Regions from separate parts of the Homo sapiens genome. Here region 2 is linked to region 1. Evidence: chromatin contacts called from ENCODE Hi-C data. All regions are on one chromosome and are shown on one strand. Each heading gives the region's core, a stretch centred on a gene start or an enhancer-like site at or near the end of the contact. The rest is flanking DNA. Distances are from core to core; before and after follow the strand shown.

Region 1 (6,920 bases), core at 2,451-4,950:
TGTACCCTGATCCCCCTGGGCACATGTCCTTAGGACTGCCTGAGAGTATGTCACGGGTGCTCCTTAGCATTGGCAAAATAAACTTTCTTAATTGACTGAGACTGTCTCAGATATTTTGGGTTCATACCCTCATGAAACAAGGAGAGAATACCCCCACACATACAATGAAGACCTAAATGGTGTGATTTCTTTGGTAATGGCTTTGCTAAGGGCAGCCACTCTTGTAAACAGGGCGGGGTGGAGGAGGGGGTGTCGGAGGTATGGTGGGATATAAGGATGAAGTCGACCTTAGAGTCGGGGAGAGAACAAGGACAGAGATTAAATGTGCCTTCTTTAACACAGCCTTTCTGAGTCCTGACACTGTCCCAGGCACTGTGCAGTACGAAGATAAGCACGGAGAATGAAATGGCCAACTCTGTGGGGGTCCACTAGGAAGGTTCACAAAAGAGGTGACCCCCTCTGCTGTATCTTAAATAGAATTTGCCCATCACATTCGGTTGGATGAGGCTAGGAAGAATGTCCAGGTTGGAGAACATCACTTTGGAAAAGAATGGAGATGAGAAGGAGCACGGCTCAAAGTTCCAGGAACTGTCAATATTTACCAGCCTTGGGGTGGGAGTAGCAGCGTGGGAGGGGGCAGGAAACAGAGCAGGGCCAGCCTCTGAAGAGCCTCGAGTGTTAAGTACCATTTGGGAATTTGTTCTGGGGAAACAGAAGGCCACTGAAGAGTTTAATGAAAGAAGTGGCATTAGCTGGCAAGCTTGTGGAGAAATGGTTAGCAGGGCTACTGGGTTAGCAGGGAGAGTTGCTGGGGGTATTCGGATAGTCCCGGTTGGGAGCTCTGAGGCCTTTAAACAGATCACTGGGATGAAAGTGGCTACAGTCAGGTGATGGGCTGATTAACTGACCATTTAATCAGGGGGAAGATGACTTCCAACTTCCGGTTTTGGTGGTTAGGGTTGGAGCCAGGTCTCTGAAACTAGTGACGCAGGAGCAAGGGTGGGTGGGAGGGGTATGGGTGAGTCCAGTGGGGACAGAACTCTGCAACCCCAACAATTCATGGGAGGTGGAATCTGAGAAGGAGCTGCCAGAAGAATGGGATAGAAGCCCAGGAGAAGAAATATTTCCAGGAGGGGGCCGGGCGCGGTGGCTCACGCCTGTAATCCCAGCACTTTGGGAGGCTGAGGCGGGCGGATCATGAGGTCAGGAGATCGAGACCATCCTGGCTAACACGATGAAACCCCGTCTCTACTAAATATACAAAAAATTAACCGACCGCGGTGGCGGGCGCCTGTAGTCCCAGCTACTCGGGAGGCTGAGGCAGGAGAATGGCGTGAATCCGGGAGGTAGAGCTTGCAGTGAGTTGAGATCGCACCACTGCACTCCAGCCTGGGCAACAGAACGAGACTCTGTCTCCAAAAAAAAAAAAAAGAAATATTTCCAGGAGGGAGTGCTAAACTGTGCTACCAAGAGAGGGAGGGAAGAGGATGAGGGAGGACAGAAGGAGGACTAGGGGAAGTGGTGGGAGGATTGGAGAGGCTTGGGTGGCTGGAGGAAGACGGGAGGACAGAGGGGGGGATGGGAGGAAGAGGGGTGTGGGGAGAGTTGGGGGAGGATGTGGGGGCAGAGGGTGGAGGAAGCAGTGAGAGGATAAGAGGAGGATGGAGGGGATTGAGGGAAACAGCTGGAGGCTGAGGAAAGATGGGGTTGGGGGGTGGTGGGAAGGGTAGTGGATGCTGGGGGAGGCAGCCTTCTATTTCCATAGGACAAATTTGATACTCTTCTAATCCCTTCAGTGGCCTTCTATTTCCCTAGAACAAATTCCCAAATGGTACTTAACACTCAAGGCCCTTCAGAGGCTGACCCCTGCTCCATCTACTGCCCCCTCCCATGCTGCCACCCCAGCCCCAAGGCTGGCAAATATTGACAGTTCCTGGAACTTTGGGCCACCCTCCTTCTCATCTCTATTCTTTTCCAAAGTGTTGTTCCCCGACCTGGACATTCTTCCTAGCCCCATCCAACTGATGTGATGGACAAACTATACTTCAGATACAGCTGGAGGTGCGGGGGGGGGGGGTCCCTTCTTTTGTGAACCTTCCTAGTGGACCCCAAGCAGAGTTGGTAACTCCATCCTCTGTGCTTACCTCCTTACTGCACTGTGCCTAGGACATGGTCAGGACTCAGAAAGGCTGTGCTAAATAACGCACATTTAACCTGTTTCCTTGTCTTCTCCCCTACTCTAAGGTTGGCTTCATCCTTATATCCTACTGATATGGTTTGGCTCTGTGACCCCACCCAAATCTCATCTCGAATTGTATTCCCCATAATCCCCACGTGTCAAGGGAGGGACTTGGTCGGGGGTGATTGGATCACGTCAGCGGTTTCCCCCGTGCTGTTCTCGTGATAGTGAGTGAATTCTCACGAGATCTGTTGGATGTAAAAGGGGCTTTTGACCCTTTTGCTGGGCACCTCTCTTCCTGCAGCCATGTGACGAAGGACGTGTTTGCTTCCCTTTCCGCCATGATTTTAAGTTTCCTGAGGCTTCTCCAGCCATGCAGAACTGTGAGTCAATTAAACCTCTTTTCTTTATAAATTACCCTGTCTCAGGTGGTTCTTTATAGCAGTGTGAAAACGGGCTAATACACCTACCATACTTCTAACCCCCAACGCCTGACCCACCCTGCCCTGTTTACAACAGTGGCTGGCCTTAGCAAGTCATTATCGAAGAAATCACACCATTTAGGACTCCACTGTACACGTTGGGGTGTTCGCTCCTTGTTTCATGAGGGGCACACCAACTTCCGTTTTTGTTTGTTTGTTTGTTTGTTTGGAGATAGGATCTTGCCCTGTTGCCCTGGCTGAAGTGCAGTGGTGTGATCTCAGCTCACTGCAGCCTCGAACTCCTGGGCTCAAGTGATCCTCTCACCTCTGTCTCCTAAGTGGCTGGGACTACAGGTGTGCAACACCACGCCTGGCTAAGTTTTGTATTTTTGTATTTTTTTTTTTTTTTTTTTTTTTTGTAGAGAAGAGGTCTCTCCATGTTGCCCAGGCTGGTTTCAAACTCCTGAGCTCAAGTGATCCTCCGTCTTGGCCTCCCAAAATGCTGGGATTACAGGAGTGAGCCATTGTCCCCACCCCGCACCAACTTCTGATGAAGTCAGGCTCCTTATTGGCTTTTTCCTGAGTTGCCAGGTTGACACATTGGTGGGTGCTTTTCGATGGTTCGCAACCTACGCACGTCGTAATCATCCTTGGACCTTTTCAAAAATCAAGATTGACGCTTGTTGGCAGCAAGGCCTAGGAATGTGGAGGCTGAAGGAGGTGAGGGGAGGTGCTGGGAGACCTGGAAGGAGTGTGAACTACAGGCCCCGCGAAAGGCAGAGGTCTCGCTCCTGGATCCGGAAGAAGGCTGCTGAGCGGGCTTTCATTTCTTATGTATGTGCAGTTTCTTCTGAAGATATAATTGATGTTTATTTCTCTGAATAAGCTTGATTATAATGGAAAATAGGGATAATAAATTAACTGTAATAAGAGTGACATTGACACTGAAAAACCTTGCCTGGGGCGCTTGTCCTGGGTGTCCCCGCCCCGCGGCCCCTCCAGCCCCGCCTGCTCTACGCCCCGCCCCGCCCCTCCCCTCCACGCCCAGGGGGCGTGGCAACCCGGAGTCCCTCCCCTACCCAGGGCACGTGATCTGTCAGTTCGCGGAGAGGGAAGAATATGGCCGCCGGGTGTGGTGAGGGCGACGCGCTTGCAGTCGCCGTCTCTTGCTTCCCCGTCCTCTGACATCGCCTGCAGCCGAGCGGGCCCGTTCCGCCGGAGCTGAGGACCAGGTTGGGAGACCGTCAGTGTGGAGGCCGGTCCGCGAAGCTTTGCCGCGGGATTGGGGAGGAGTCGGGGGCGAGGCCGGGCTCGGGGAGTCGGGCGGGGAGGTGGGACAGCCGAGGAGTGCGCGGAAGGGGCGAGCTCGGACCGGGGGTCCCGGGGAGGGCATGGCGCGGGCCCCGGACGCTCGGGCCCCGGCTTTCGGGGCGAGTCCGCGTTTCCTGGAGCGCCGGGAAGGTCTCCGACCTTGGAGTCTCTGGTGGTCTGTCTCCTGAGGGGCCCCTCGGGTGGGTTGGGGTGAAGGGTGTTGGTAAAACCGTTTTTTTTCTTTTGCCAAGCAGCCTCTGGCACATCCACCACCTTGAGAGCCCCCTTAGCTGGTACCGCTAGTCTTTCTAGGTTCCTCCTCCTAGGCTTCCACGGGCCGGGAGGTGTTGTTTTCTCCCTTGCTTTTATCGTGGGCTCCATTGCTCCATTGTCCTGTGCAGGCTTTTAAACGCCTGGCAAAATAGTGCAAGCCATTGATTTCCACGCCTCCAAGATTTATTTATAGGGAAATAATTTCTTCATCACTTTGTAATGTTGGAATTTTTATTCTTTCAAGTTGACAGGTTTAAACCGATGAAAAATTTTTTTATGAATAACTATGCAGCCATCTCTGCTCCCTATGGGCGCTTGTTAAAAATGTAGATTTCTTAGCGTTTTAGAGATTCCCATTCCTTCGGCCTGAGGTGTGGCTCGGGAATCACCCCTTCAGGTTCGTTCCTGTCCACATTTTGACAACACTGAGGACCAGACATCTACACCTTTTTAAACCACCGTGGGGTATTGAGTGCAGAGCCCAGGTTGGGAAATGCCGTGGCCAGGTGTGTTCTTTGTTCTCTTCTAGCTTTACTAGCATGGACTACTTTCATCAGAATCATTTTGGGGTGCTTGTTAAAATGTCAGTTTCTGGGCACCACCCCAGATCTAGGGAATGGGATTCTCCCGGGGAGGAGCTCAAGGGATATGTGTATTTGACAAGCTTCCCAAATAATTTTGGTGCACACAAGTTTGAGAATCCTTGTTCTACACCCTTTGTGTGAATAATTTCCAGATCATTCACACACAGTGTGAACGGTATCTTTTTCCAAGTATTGGGTGGGTTTCTCCAACCTAGTTCTTTTGGGACACTTCAAATTCAGCCTGGCCAAAGCCCCATTCGCCCAGCTGGGGTGGTGGAAGGGAGGAGGCATAACTTAAGTAGAGAAAAGTCTGCTCTTTCTCCTGCTTTTTTTTTTTTGGTTAAGGGCAGCTCCATTCTTCAGTCACCTATGCTGGGCATCTGGTCATCTTCCACCTGTTTTCTTTTCCAACCAGTCACATAGTTTTATCTTTATATCCAGAATATCTCTTCTGGATATTTTGGTAGTTCAGAAAGTTCAAATGTCAGGGATTTTATATTTTTCAAGTTAATATCCCTCATTTCTTCTCTATTCCCACTGCCTCTCTTGTGTACTGTCTGGTGATTCCTTGACTGGTATCTAGGGCCCTGATTCTTTGTATTTTTCCAGTCTGGGTCACATACACTGCCAGATTAATTTTTATAGGATCATGTATGAATGTGCCATCCCCTTCTTCCTGCTTTTGCTCAAGAACGGTCAGTTTCTCCATTTTATGTGCTACTGTATTTGTCAGGGCTGTTTAGAAGACAGTAGAAACTTAAACCTTTTACTTCAAGGAAAAGGAGATAATAGGATTGAATGAGAGTCAGAAAGAAGTCAGGATCCCAGGTACCTCCATTTTCTACATCTCCCTGGGGCAACTTTTTTTTTTTTTTTTTTTTTTTGAGACAGGGTCTGGCTCTGTTGCCCAGGCTGGAGTGCAGGTGGTGTGATCTTGGCTCACTGCAGCCCTGACCTCCTCTTAGGGGCCACATTTGTTCTCTTACTTAGGAGGAGTCTCTTTTCTGTTCATATCTGTTGTATTCTCTCTTTGCTGATTGGCTGTCTCAGAACTGTATCATTTTATGTGTGACCCATATTGATTGGCCCAGTCTCTGGTTTCTAATTCCCAGTTCTAGAGAGAGAAGTCTGATTGGCCCAGCTTATCTTTTTCAACAGTTTCATGCCACAGATCATATGCCCATCCCTGGGAATGGCTGATGCTAGAGAACATGGCTGTTGAGGGTAGCAGGGGCTGTGGGTGGGCAAAGTCCTTCAGAAGAGGTATCTTTAGCATACCTATGCAGTTATTTAATTTGATGGTTATCTATTAAGTTTCTACCTGTTCTAGATCTGTAATAGGTTCTGGGGATGTAAGAATGAAGGAGAGAGACAGCCCTTAATAAATTAGTTCAAGGCTGGGCATGCAGGCTCACACCTGTAATCTCAGTGCTTTGGGAGGCTAAGGCAGGAGGATCACTTCAGGCTAGGAGTTCAAGAGCAGCCTCGGCAATATAGCAAGTCCTGTCTCTACAAAAATTAAAAATGTAAACAATGATCTGGGTGTGTTGGCATGCACCTGTAGTCCCAGCTATTCAGGGAGGGTGAGGCAGGAGGATCGCTTGAGTCCAGGAGTTTGAGTCTGCAGTGAGCTATGAATGTGCCACTGCACTCCATCCTGGGCAATAGAGCCAGACCCTGTCTCAATAAAAATAAATAACTAAATACATACATACATACATACATATACATACATAAGTTAGTTTATAGGTGACCCGCGAGGGGGGTTTTGAAGGGTGTGTTTTGGCTTGTTAAGAATGTTAAAGTTGGGTCAGGCATTACAGGTGGTTGGATCAGCTTGGGCATGTCCATTCATTCTACCGATACTGGGTTCTGTGGTGTACCAGGCACTTCTCTTAAGTGCTGGAGATTCAGCAGTAAACAAAACAGATAGTCTTTATTCTCATTGAGCTACATTTGTTTGGCTAGGGGAAGCAGACCAAAAACAAAGTATGTGGTATGTGGAGTGATGCTAGGTGTTATAAAGAAGACCTTTAAAGTAGGGCTGTGGAAGGGGGATATAGTAGAGGGGGAGAGGGCTGTTTTATACACGTATAAATGGTATACACCATTTATACACGGTGGTCAGAGAAGCTCTGATCAGGTGACGTA
Region 2 (6,920 bases), core at 1,355-3,854, 2.3 Mb before region 1:
CCACCCAGGCTGGGGGACAAGTGACCTGGAGCAAGGGGTGGGCTCCAAAGGCATCCTACCCAGAGGCCAAGGCTCTACAGCCTAAGGGTCCACCGTGGGAGGGCCGCAGTCCATGGAAGGCTGCAGGCAGGGCAGGTTGGATGAATCTTGTGCTCCAGGAGGCTCCTGGCTGCAGAGAGCAGGGAGGCAGAGCCCAGCAGAGCCCTGGAGGCAGGAGAAGCAGCAAGGTTGGGAACTTGCGAGGGGGAAGGCTCCAGCTACAAGGAATGCCCCTGGGTGGCAGAGGCAGGTCCCTGGGCAGAGGCTCCTGCCCTTCACACCAAGCCACACTAAAAAGGCTTTTCTGGCATTATTAAGACACACTTCATGCTCCAATTGACTCAGTGCTCTCAAAACCAGGCTCTTAGTTTGCTCAAATGGAGACCCAAAGAGGGCCCGTGCCCTCCAGGTGGCTGACTGCGACAGCCCTGGGGTTCCTTCTGCTCTAACTCCGGCTGCTGCCTGATCTGGTCAGGGGCCCGGGGGCCCAGCTGGCAAGCATGGCCAGCCCCAGGTGGGCCTCCCAGGCAAGGCTGGGAAGGGCATGAGGGAGGCAGGCAGGGAGACAGGAGGGCCAGGAGGATGGGTCCTGACACAGCCAAGCCCATTTTACAGAAGTCTGTGTGCCTGGCCCTGGCCCTGGCTTGGAGGCTGCAGAGCTGGTGCACCAGCCCCGACAGAGCCCCCTTTACCTGCACGTGATCAACTGCAAGACCCTTAGACAGGCCAGCAGGGATGGCAGCAAGCTGCTGCCCCACCCAACCCTTGAGCTCCCATGCCCAGGAAGATCCTTCCACTGCCAGAGGTCTAGCTTTCACTAAGGTGAGCTGGGAGAGGTGACAGCTGGCAGATCTAATAGGAGCCCTCACCTGCGTATCTCTGAGGGTTTGCATTTTTCAAGCAATGCTGCAAAAGTGGTGGAAATGCAGGCCTAGGGGCTGGCGGCAGGAGGGAATCTATAGACTCTACAGACAGCCTGGCTTCTTTTCCTTCATGGGTCCAGCTTCAGCTTCCCCAGCTCAGGGACCTAGCAAGGGGCCGAGGCCAAATCCCACTCCTGGCTTTCATGCCCTTGTCCCCTCTCCCACCTGAACAGTCACCACAGCCACTTCCAGCCTGTGTCCTTTGCCACAACCTCATCGCTCCAGCCTCTCTGCTCCCAGCCTGGTGGTGGCACCAACCTGAAACGCATGCTGCCCACCTCCCCTGGGTGCCTCTCAACCCTGCCATCCAGCCTGGGACCCCCCCCTCCCCACCCCGCAGGGTAGAGTCACTCACAAGCCTGGAAGAGGTCACAGTCCCTCCCACTGCAAGCCTTTCCCAAAAATTTCCCCTCAAAGCCCCCTATTGGATGACTGTGCCCAGGGCCGGGCTCCATAGGGCCGGCGCGGGGTCCAAAGCCTGAGTGGGACCCCTCACCCTCCCACACCTGAGGTCTCCTCTTTCTCCCCCGCACCCCTTGGCTTCTTCCCATCCTGTATGCCGCACCCCCCACCCCGCCCACCAGGAAGGCTTGTGTGGAGGACCAGGCTTCAGACCCCACTGGGTGATGGCGGGGGGCAAAGGGGAAGGCCTGGCCTGGCCAGGGGGAAGGGGCGAGACCACTAGGTTGAGGTATGTGTTTTCCTATTGTTGGGGCTCAAAAATGATACCCCAAAAGTTTGGCGCTCTGGCATGATGAATACTTTGAATAGGAAAGCCTTAGAAGCTGCCTCAGAATCAAGGATTTAACGACCTTTCCGTCACCCCTTCCCAACTGCAGAGACTCTCCAACTTCCTTACAGATGACTAAGGAAACTTCTTTCTACAAGAAATGCAATTGTCTTAAGACCCTCTCCCAAGGAATCTCATTAAATAACCAGGAAAGATTCCCCACCAATCACCGGGAGAAGAGAAGAGATTCATACATTCTTAGTTCAACCCCTTATTTCACAGGTGAGGAAACCGAGGCCCGAGAACGAGGTTGACGGTGCGTGGTGAGTTTAGGGACAATGAATATGACAGCCTCGAGGTGCAAATGGCCTTGCTCAGGGCCAGCAGGTTTTGTCACTAGCGCACCAAGGGCTGCCTCCGCTGGGTCTGTTTTCTCATCTGTAAAATGGGCGTGCGCAATCAATTCGTGCCACGCGGGGCTTGGTGAGAAACAATGTACGCGGGTGGCGGGTGGCCGTGGGAAGAGCACCCCGAGCCCCTAGGCTCCCTAGTTCACCCTCGGCCGCCCAGCTGCGACGCCGGCGCGCGGGGATCATCCCCGCCCTACTTCGAGCCGAGGCTCTCCTGGGCTCCCAGCCGGCAGCAGCTGCGAGGGGGCAGGAGGCAGCCCCGGCCGCCCCGGGCCTTACCCTGCCAGCTCCAGAAGTAAACTCGGAAGGCTGAGGCCCCGCGCGCTGCGCGCCGCTAGCACAGCGGAGATCTGCGGCAGCTTCAGCGCGGCGCACACGCCCAGCGTGCTCCAGTTACACAGCCCCAGCAGCGCCGCCTCCATAGCGCCACGGGCGCGGGCACCTGGGCGGCCGCAGCGAGAAGGGACCGCTCAGCCTCGGCGGCGCAGCTCTGCCGAAGCCTTCCGCCTTCCCGGGATCCGCCCGGGACCACCCGGCCAGGGCCCGCCCCTCCGCGCGCCGCCAGGCCCCGGACCCGCCTCGCTCCGCCCCTCCCCTGGACGCACCCCGCCCCCGGGCCCGCCCCGCCCCTCCCGCCCGGGCCCGCCCCGCCCCGCCCCTCCCGCCCGGGCCCGCCCCGCCCCCTGGCCAGCCTCATCTCGCCTCGCCTACGGGCCCGCCCGGGCTCGCTCAGTCCTCGGACTACCCTCATCTCGCCCCGCCCCCAGATTCGCCCCCTCCCGGTCGGCCTCACCTAGCCCAATCCCGTGGCCAACCTCGCCTCGCCCCGCCCCTCCTCGCCCCGCCCCTCCCCTCCTAGCCCCGCCCCGGGCGACAGTCCCACCCTGGCCTGCGGGCTCCACCAGCAGCTGCTTCGCATTTCCGCGTTCTTGCCACCCGATAGTTTAGCCGCCGCCGGGAGCCGCCCTGGAAGTCCGGCTTTTCCACGGGTTGGGTGGACCGAGAGGCAAATGGCCCCGGGGGATGGGCCATTCTGCCGGGATTTTTCCCTCCCTGCAAGTGTTTTAGTTTCTCTCACTAAGCATTTCAGGAGTTAAAGCCTCCTGCTTAAGGGCTGAGTGCACCCTCCCGACTTACAGGTGGGGAACCAGGCTGGAGAGACTTTCTGGGACCAGAGCCCCAGGGTCGCCTCATTTGTGCCCTTTCAGAGCACGCGGCCTGTCTCCAGCCTGGGACTGAAGGCTTCCCTCCTAGCGGCGTGGGCCCTGAGGGGCCACCGGAAGCCTTGAACTTGAGCACTTCACAGTGAAACTGTTTCTTAAGGATTTCTCCTGATAAAGTAACTTGGACGTGGCCGTCTAAGCCACAAACTGAGGGAAAGGGAAGGACGCATTTTCCAACCTCTGAAAATCGCCTGTGTATTAGGGCCTGGTTATGAAGCAGGCAAAAAAGCACCAAAATGCAATGCCAGAATCCACGATCCCTGGTTTTGTGCCATAAATCTCAGCCGGGAAGTGTGAGGGACGGGAGCTGGGTCAGCTTCGGAGTTCGGAATTCTGGCCGAGGCTCTTTCTCTCCAGCCTCACCGGCCCATCACCTCCGCCTATGGAAAAAAAAAAACAGGTGCTGAGTCCTGCCTCCCAAGTCTAAATGAGAAAAGGATGTTCAGAAGGGAACCCTTAAAGGAAACGGCTTGGACCTGCCCTGGCTAGATCGATACTGATCGTTATTGACCCCGCGAAGCGGGAAGATTGCTTGAGGCCAGGAGTTCAAGACCAGCCTGAGCAACATAGGGAAACCCCCGCCTCTACTAAAAATACAAAAATTAGCCGAGCGTGGTGGCGCGTGCCTGTGGTCCCAGCTACTCGGGAGGCTGAGACAGGAGGATGGCTTGAACCCAGGAGGCGGAGGTTGCAGTGAGTCGAGATCGCGCCACTTCACTCTAGCCTGGGAGACAGAGCCAGACCCTGTCTCAAAAATAAATAAATAATATGTATATAAATTTTTTGAAGAAGAAAATAGAGAAGAGCTTTTTTTTTTTTTTGAGACGGAGTTTCACTCTTGTCGCCCAGGCTGGAGTGCAGTGGCACGATCTCTGCTCACTGCGACCTCCACCTCCGGGGTTCAAGTGATTCTCCTGCCTCTGCCTCCCAAGTAGCTGGAATTACAGGCATGTGCCACCACTCCCGGCTAATTTTTGTATTTTTAGTACAGACGGGGTTTCGAACTCCTGACCTCAGGTGATCCACCTGCCTTGGCCTCCCAAAGTGCTGGGATTACAGGCATGAGCCACCGCGCCCAGCGTAAAGAGCTTTTTAACAAGCATCAGCAGCAATGACTATAGGAACATCTAGAACCTGTTGAGTGCCTCCTGCGTGCCAGGTGTTTTACTTTCATCATGCCATGTGATAGGTCCCTTGATGCAAGGAGGTGGTCCTGGTTGGAAGTGCCTGGTTCCTGCCACATGGCAGTGGAATCCCCCTCCCTCCTCTTCCCCTTCTGCCCCAGCCTTTATTCCAGGGGTTGGCCAGGATCTGGGCCCCCAGGACTAGCCTTAGGAGGGAACTGCTCCCACCTGGGGTCAGCCTGCGCTAGCACTTGGGGATGCAGGCAGCATGAGGGGCCTTTGAGAGGTATGAGTGCCCCCAGGACCACGCAGGGAGTGGCCTCCTCCATTGTGGAACAAATGCTGCTCCTGGCCCAGGACACTGCAGCCGCCTGCTCTGGGGGTCAGCTGGGTGAGGCAGGGCTGTGGAAGAGGTTTCTTCCTGGCTCCTAGACCCCTCCCTGGCTACTTTGCGTGAAGACCAGGATGCAGTGATGTGGGTGTGTGGCCCTTCGGGGTTAGGCAGACCTCAGCTGTCCTCCTAGCATTGGCCCCTACAGGCTGCATGATCTTGGACAGACCTTAACTTCCCTGTTCCTCAGCGTCATTTTTAAAAGGGGAGAACCATCCCGCTCAGAAGGTTATTGAGAGGCACAGAATAGGTGCTCAACGTATATGGTCATTCCCCACCAGGTGCAAACTAGCAAAACCTTTTTGGGATTTGTGGGCACTGGCTTTGCTCCTGAAGCTGTGGGGATGGGGGCGGTCCTAGGTTGGAGCCAGGTTTGGGCCATGCAGGAAGGCGTTTGGGTCTCAGCCCCCATGCCCAGCGGGACATCTCAAGAGCATGCCAGCTCTTCTGCTTGGAGGATGGCCTCAAAACAGCTGATCTGCGAGGCTCCTCTGTCCCTTCAGGAGGTTGGGGAGTGTCTGGACGGGGGTCTCTACAGTGCACACTCACTGGGATATCTCTGCAGGACAAGATAGTGCCCCCATGTTAGAGACCTCTGCCTCCTCCCCAGCTACATGGCAACCCTGGTCACAATCTGTTACAGGACCCTAACCCCACTCCTGGGCCACAGCTGCACAGAGTGAATCAGCTCCCTGACTGAAGCTGGCCAAGGAGTCTCATTGAAACCACCTTTGCAAAAATTATAACAGGAAATTATGACAATGAAAGAAATCAGACCTAACTGACCCCATCTTGCTTCTAAACTTTAAGCTGTCCTGGTTCCTTCCTGGGCATAGGCTGAACCAACCTTGGGAAGGAATTTAGTTTATGGTTTGACTCTGAAACAAAATTAGTAATAATCCTTTCCCGAAAAGACCACCTTTGTGCCTTGGGACCTGTCTGCCTTTGTAGGACTAACAAATTAGCTACAAGATTAGAAATGACAGTTTAGGGTCAGGCAGCCTCTGGCTGCAAGAGTCTGAACCTTCCCAAATTGTTCCTGGGGATCACATCACTATTGTAAAACCTAAGATCAGTGCTTGAGGTATTTTGCAGCCCCTGCACTGGATGGATCAGCTGACACCACCCAGACCAATTATTTGGCTCAACCAGTTCTGCAATCCCCGCTCGGGAACAGAAGACAGCGAGAAAACTTCACTTCGACCCCCGTGTGATTCCATCTCCATCCTCACCAATCAGCACTTTCCACTTCCCAAGCCCCTACTGGCCAAATTATCTTTAAAAACTTCCATCCCCAGTCGGAGCGCGGTGGCTCACGCCTGTAATCCCAGCACTTTGGGAGGCTGAGGCGTGCAGATCACCTGAGGTCAGGAGTAAGAGACCAGCCTGGCCAACATGGCCAAACCCCGTCTCTACTAAAAACAAAAATTAGCCAGGCATGGTGATTTGTGCCTATAATCCCAGCTACTCTGGTGGCTGAGGCAGGAGAATCACTTGAATCCAGGAGGCACAGGTTGCACTGGGCCGAGATCGTGCCACTGCACTCCAGACAGAGTGGGTGACAGAGCGAGACTCCGTCTAAAACCAAACCAAACCAAACCAAAAACAAAAACACTTCCATCCCCGAATGCTCTGCTCAGGGAGACTGATTTGAGTAATAATTAAGCTCCAATCTCCCGCACAGCTGGCTCTGTGTGAATTGCTCTTTCCCCTGTCTTGATAAATGGGGTCTGTCTAGGCAGCGGGCAAGGTGAGCCCTTTAGGTGGTTACACCTTCACGTGGGAACATGGAATTGAGCAGAAACTGATTCCATGCCTCCCCCACCCTCACCCCCTGACTCTCTTCAACAGAGGAGATCTGAACTCGAGAGCCATTGGTGGTGGCAGTAAACCCAAAATATCTGAGACAGGTCTCAAGCAATTTAAAAGTTTATTTTGCCAACAGGTCCTGACGACACGTCCCCAAGGTGGCTGGGGTACAGCTTGCTTTTGTGCATTTTAGGGAGACCTGAGACATCAATTAATATATGTAAGATATACTTTGGTTCCATCCAGTAACACAGGACAACTCGAAGAGGGG

Evidence for each region. A loop is a pair of places that touch in the nucleus more often than their neighbours do. Pooled maps may share reads with other maps.
Region 2: a map of CD8-positive, alpha-beta T cell shows a loop between it and region 1 (7-fold over the local background). The contact joins the promoter of SLC66A3 here to the promoter of KIDINS220 in region 1. A Hi-C loop is called at or near these places in 2 of 168 maps with a recorded cell type or tissue (CD4-positive, alpha-beta memory T cell and CD8-positive, alpha-beta T cell) and 6 of 50 pooled maps.

What each region holds. Positions count from the first base shown.
Region 1 is chr2:8,834,393-8,841,312 of GRCh38, reverse strand. It overlaps KIDINS220 (kinase D interacting substrate 220), which reads left to right and starts at 3,700. Exons shown (of 30, transcript NM_020738.4): 1 at 3,700-3,833. RefSeq lists silencers at 3,524-3,573, 3,584-3,643.
Region 2 is chr2:11,151,151-11,158,070 of GRCh38, reverse strand. SLC66A3 (solute carrier family 66 member 3) reads right to left here and starts at 2,604. Exons shown (of 7, transcript NM_152391.5): 1 at 2,382-2,604. The coding sequence starts at 2,524. It overlaps CIMIP5 (ciliary microtubule inner protein 5), which reads right to left. Exons shown (of 3, transcript NM_001371321.1): 3 at 6,754-6,920. RefSeq lists silencers at 2,188-2,427, 2,538-3,017 and an enhancer at 5,273-5,773.